Regions from separate parts of the Homo sapiens genome. Here region 1 is linked to region 2. A link is a contact called in ENCODE Hi-C or POLR2A ChIA-PET data. All regions are on one chromosome and are shown on one strand. Each heading gives the region's core, a stretch centred on a gene start or an enhancer-like site at or near the end of the contact. The rest is flanking DNA. Distances are from core to core; before and after follow the strand shown.

Region 1 (2,742 bases), core at 51-2,550, 600 kb before region 2:
ATTAAGATTTCCTACGGATGTCACCAGCAAAGTCATTATTATTGAAATTGAATAAATGAATGGAAAAAGCAAAACAAGCTCTGAGTTAGAAAAATAAATTACACATGGCCAAGCTCAGATTCATTCCTATTACCTACAATTAGAATTTTTAAAAATTGAGCCTTCCCTTTGAATTTCCAAAATTAGTAGGAAGGGGGAAGTGAAAAGGCCATTAAAGGAAAAAAGGAAGAGATCAGAGTTTTGAAGAGACCATCAACAGATGTTGTTTCAGAAATTGGATTTGGAATGAGTCCAAAAGGACTATTTCTAAGACAAGAGCTAAGTAGACCATGGGTGAATTTCATCTGATGCATTTCATCTGAGCATTGATACTGGAAGACACATTAGAGAGGGCATCTGGAAGTTAGCTTACCAAAAGGAAATAGGATCACTTAAGGAGTCTAATAATGAGCAAAAATAAAGAGATTGAGCTATTGGAAGGAAGGCAGAATCATGTGATGGTTTCTTTAGAAAGTCTTGATCATCTTTAGATGTATATCTTAGAGACTCACTCCTAGAATCTTACACACCAGTAATTTTTTTTTTTTTTTTTTGAGATAGATTCTCACTCTGTCACCCAGGCTGAAGTGCGGTGGCGTGATCTGCAACCTCTGCCTCCCGGGTTGAAGCGGTTTCTGTGCCTCAGCCTCCCGAGTAGCTGGGATTACAGGCGTGCGCCGCCACGCCCAGCTAATTTTTCTGTATTTTTAGTAGAGATGGGGTTTCACCATGTTGGCAAGGTTGGTCTTGAACTCCTGACCTCAAGTCATCCACCCACCTCAGCTTCCCAAAGTGCTAGGATTACAGGTGTGAGCCACCATGCCCAGCCACACCAGTATTTCTTTACCCTCTATTTTGATCCAATGTTTATCCAGAAGTAGTTCAAGATTAAGAAGTAGTTCAAGTGAGCAGACAACTTGAATTCCATTGAGCCTAATCTATATTTATTTTCCCTCCATAGTTACAATATGGAAAACATAATCACGTAAGTGTAAAGGAAAGTATATTCTACGTCCTGAAAAATCACTGTGGTTCATTCACGCTGGGAAAGGTGGCCGCTTTTCTGACATGAATCCGTAGCTGCATTATCATGGGGGTTTCCTGGGTAAAGAGGAGGCTGCCGGTCTCTTGCTTCCCCCACTTTTCCATTTTTTCCTCTTTTGCAGCCAGCCATGGTCCCATGCTTGCTAGCAACAGAAAGTACAGCAGATGGCAGCAAGCAGCTGCTGCATTTTCCAAACCTTGGTCAGCAACTGTTTTCAAGCCAGCACAAGGCAGGTTGAATGGAGGCAAAGATGGATGTGGATTTGTTAAGAGTCCCCCGTCCTCCATCTCTTGTTCTGTCTCTACCTTTCTGCCCTGCCCAGTGATGAGCAAACACCTCATTTCACAGAAGCAGAGCAAACTGGAAACAAGAGGAGGAGACAAAAGCTGGGGCTTGGCGGGACACACTGAACTGGACTCAAGCCTGAAGTGACCTAGTCAGGCGTGGTATCGATGTCGTGGCAGATCTTCCTTGGCCTCCGTGGGCTGTTGAGCAATTTCTTGGACCCACATCTGTGAATGCTAATCCAACACCAAACAATATTTTGCAGAATTATTCCATCCACTTTGCAACTTCCAGCTTTGTAGGGGCTTCACGGGGGCTGCAGGTAGCAGGAAAGACCTGAGGGTGAACTGCGTTGTGCTGAGAGATAAGCCTGGATTTTACCAATTCAGGCTTGGCAGACCACATCAGAGCTGTCAAAAGGCTATGAACTGCTCTGAGCTCCTGCCTTTAAACTTGCCCTGTTTAGTTCAGCTCAGAAGCCTGGAATTTGTGAAGGTAAACAATTCTTATCCCATGGATAAACTGGATAATGCAATTTAAAATACAGACGTATATTCTTCAGACAAACGTAACCGCCCTGACATTAATGGGGCCATTTATCTATGTTGAAGTCAGTAAGCCATAAGCACTGTCAGTGATGTGGGGATTTGGGGATTTGATTAGTTTTGGGTTTCCAGTGGCTTAACAGGAACAGAGGGTGCGAGGTGAGGTAGCTGGTCTTATCTTCTTGAGTTATTAGATAACTTGTGTTCTTTCTCCTTTGTGCTAAAACCTAAAAGGTAAATTTGTTCTTTTGTGTTTTCCATAATTCAACAGATTGTTAACCTGGTTTATTTTTCATAACCAGCAAATTGTACCTATGCTGATCATTCAGTTTTGTGGTCAAATATTACAAAGCTGGGTTATGTAAGCTTATATTTTTCATGAAATCAGCCCTATAAGAAATTAGGATTACAGGTCCTAACACTTTTTTCTTTTTGAAACGGAGTCTCGCTTTGTCGCCCAGGCTGGAGTGCGGTGGTGGGATCTCAGCTCACTGCAAGCTCCGCCTCCTGGGTTCACACCATTCTCCTGCCTCAGCCTCCCAAGTAGCTGGGACTACAGGTGCCCGCCACCACGCCCGGCTAAAGTTTTATATTTTTAGTAGAGTTTCACTGTGTTAGCCAGGATGGTCTCGATCTCCTGACCTCGTGATCCGCCCGCCTCAGCCTCCCAAAGTGCTGGGATTACAGGTGTGAGCCTCCGTGCCCAGCCTACAGGTCCTAACACTTTAACTTCCAGAGTTCAAGATTATTAAAGTAACTTCAATACTGGACGGCATTTGTAAGCTTTACGTGCTCCCAGCTGGTTCGTTGACATGGAGTTCAGACTTG
Region 2 (2,700 bases), core at 71-2,570:
CCTCCCCCGGAGAGCCCCGGGGCGCATCCTCAAAAGCATCCTCCTCACCCTCCTCATCCGTGTCCCCAGCCCCTCGCACGGGGGCTCCGGCCGCTTCCTCCCCCGGCCCGGCCTCGGGAAATGGGAAAGCCGTGGAGGAGGGCGAGTCTTTGGCCGCGGGTTGCGCTGCCGGGAGACTGGGCGCCTCGGAGACCGGGAGGCCGCCGGGGGACGGCGGTTGCTGGGGCTCCCGGGGCTCGGCGGCCAGGCTCTCGGGCAGGTCGGAGAGCGCGGACAGCGCCTGCTCGGTGTCCGGACTGCCCGGGGCCTCCCCAGCCCCGCCGCTCGGCCCCAGCAGGAACCGGTCCAGGCCCAGGAAGGCCCCGGGCTGAGGGGAGACGGCAGTGGGGGGCGCTGCAGGCTCCTCGGCGCCCTGGAGCTGCTGCTGCTGCTGCTGTTGCTGGAGCTGGAGCTGGAGCTGCTGCTGCTGCTGCTGCTGCAGGCGGATCGCCTGCTGGATGTCTGAAAGCAAATCCTCTTGCTCCGTAGCCGAATGGAAGCTATAGATGTCCGTGTCCGAGCCCGAGCTGGTCCTTTGTCCATCCTGCGCCCCTGCTGCAGTTTCCACATCCTCGGCGATCGGCCGGCCCCCGACCCTAGCCTCGGCAGGCCCAGGACCCCCTGGACCGGTCACCTCAAAAGGGTCCGCACACTCGGTATCCGACAGGCCGGCCTCGTCCGCCGAGAGGCTGAGGTCTGGAGTCTTGGTGAGCAGGGAGTGAGCGCTGTCCAGCTCCCCGGTCTGCAGGGCCTGGGAATCCAGTACATCTTCGCGGGAGCCGCCGGCGCCTTTCCCCTTGGACAGATTCTTCCTGATCCGCAGGTTGGAAAACACCGAGGCTCTGGAGTCGGACTTGCTCTTCTTCTTGCCCGACTCCCCGCCGCCGCCGCCGCCCCCTCCCCCCTTGCCGTGCTTGCCTAGCGCCTTCTTGCCCCCGCTCCCCTTCTTTGTGGCTTCCACATCCCTGGGCCCCAGCGCATCCTCGGCGCCACCGCCGCCTTCGTGCAAAGCATCACCTGCGCTCCTCTTCAGCTTCCCATCCTGGTTCCCCATGGTGCAATCCCGCTGCTGCGCCGCCGCGCCGCGGGCACTCAGGCCATCCCGGCCCTCCTCGGCCCCAGGTCCGGGCCTAGGGAGTCTCCCGGGAGAGTCAGGCGGCGGCGGGGGGAGCCGCTGGGAGGGGAGGCCGACGCGCGCCCGGCTGGCCCCGCTCGCATCTGCCGCCGCTTTGCATAATGCGCGGCGGCTCCCGTGGCTGCCGTCGCTGCGGCTGCGGCTGCGGCTAGGGGCCGGCGGGGCGCGAACATGCTCAGTGCAGAGCGCGGCGCCCACCAATGGCTGCGCAGAACGCAGCTCGGGCCTGGCTCCCCGCCCGCCGCCGCCGCCCCCTCTGCCCCCGCGCGGCTCCTCGCTGAACCTGGGCGCGAAAAACGTTTCCTCTATCTCGGGGACTTTAATCTCCACCGTGCGAATCGAATGCATTGTCCCCGACCGAAGAGATCGTCAGCTGGAAGATGCACTCTGATCTTCAAAGCTGCTGGACCTGCCAAGAGAAAAGTTAAATAAAAAAGAAGAAATTTTTACACGGAGAAAAACTGAAGCCCAATTCCAGTTTAGAGGTGCCATCGGGTCACAGCCACATACACAACCCCCTGTCTGCCTCTGCATGGCTGTTCAATAAATATTTGTTGAATGAATGGATTGTTCTGTTTCTTGAATAATTGATCATCTAATTGAACACTGTTAATGTGCTTGAGCATATGGTTTAGGAGAGGTTACTACACATGGTGCTGCTTTTATGTTTCACACACAGACCCTGCTTCTCCAGGAGAGGACATTAGCTGTCATTTATAAAATTGGTTTGTGATTTTTTTGTTGTTGTTGACAGAAGGAGAGGTAGGAGAAGTAGAAAATACTGAGATTAGTGTTGATTAAAATGCTAGTCTCCAAATTCTATGTGTTTACCATATAAATTAAACAGCATTTGTATTCAAAAAGGGTGCATATACGATAACTCCCAGGAGGTCAAACTCATCAATATTAAACATGTCACTATTGTGGCTGCCTATAAAAAGGAAAAAGACAGAAAGGAAACACCCTTGGCACAAACACACAAAATCAGATGTTATGCTATAAACTACCACTTTCCCAAGCAAACCCTTCCAGGCAGACTTCGTCCTGTAAAAGTTTCTTAACGTTCTGGCCACAATATGGGGATAAACATTTTTCCTCATTGAATATTTTGTCATTGTTTTCATTATTTATTAAATTTAGTTACCTATTTTTTAAGAATAGTTTTTTTAAAAAAATATGGATATCTAAAGCTTTAAGCAGTAAACTGAGATTAAAGTGGCATTAATAAGTTTTACAAGTATTTAAGTAAAAGTCATTGATAACCACTTTGAAAATATGGAATAGACATCCAACTTATTAATATTTTCAAAATAACCCAGAGGAGGGAGAAAAGCTATATATTATACTGTGCAACTTAAATGTAGCAAGCAAATGTGTAGTCTTCCTTTGCATATTATGAACCAGCCTTTAAAATTCTTTTTTAAAAAAGGTTGGTCTTGTAAGTCTTTGGTTACTAACCTTTTTCAAACTATGTTTTTAAAAATAAATGTAATTTAAGGGCAGTTAGCCAGTTATCCTTAGGTGGC

Evidence for each region. Hi-C counts contacts between places; a loop is a spot of excess contacts on that map. ChIA-PET counts read pairs that join two places held with the same protein, here RNA polymerase II (POLR2A). Pooled maps may share reads with other maps.
Region 1: a map of dorsolateral prefrontal cortex shows a loop between it and region 2 (4-fold over the local background). The contact joins the enhancer-like site here to the promoter of FMN2 in region 2. A Hi-C loop is called at or near these places in 1 of 168 maps with a recorded cell type or tissue (dorsolateral prefrontal cortex) and 5 of 50 pooled maps. POLR2A ChIA-PET finds 5 or more read pairs at or near these places in 2 of 52 experiments (AG04450 and H1).

What each region holds. Positions count from the first base shown.
Region 1 is chr1:240,690,794-240,693,535 of GRCh38, reverse strand. All of the region lies in intron 1 of LOC105373228 (a long non-coding RNA gene), which reads left to right. Among named protein-coding and RNA genes, the nearest start is that of GREM2, 80 kb to the right of the region's middle. RefSeq lists a silencer at 1,113-1,407. Within about 2 kb of position 1,300, at least 2 of the 41 ENCODE cell types and tissues checked have a DNase peak (open chromatin) inside an H3K27ac peak, as active enhancers do.
Region 2 is chr1:240,090,503-240,093,202 of GRCh38, reverse strand. FMN2 (formin 2) reads right to left here and starts at 1,320. Exons shown (of 18, transcript NM_020066.5): 1 at 1-1,320. The coding sequence starts at 1,093.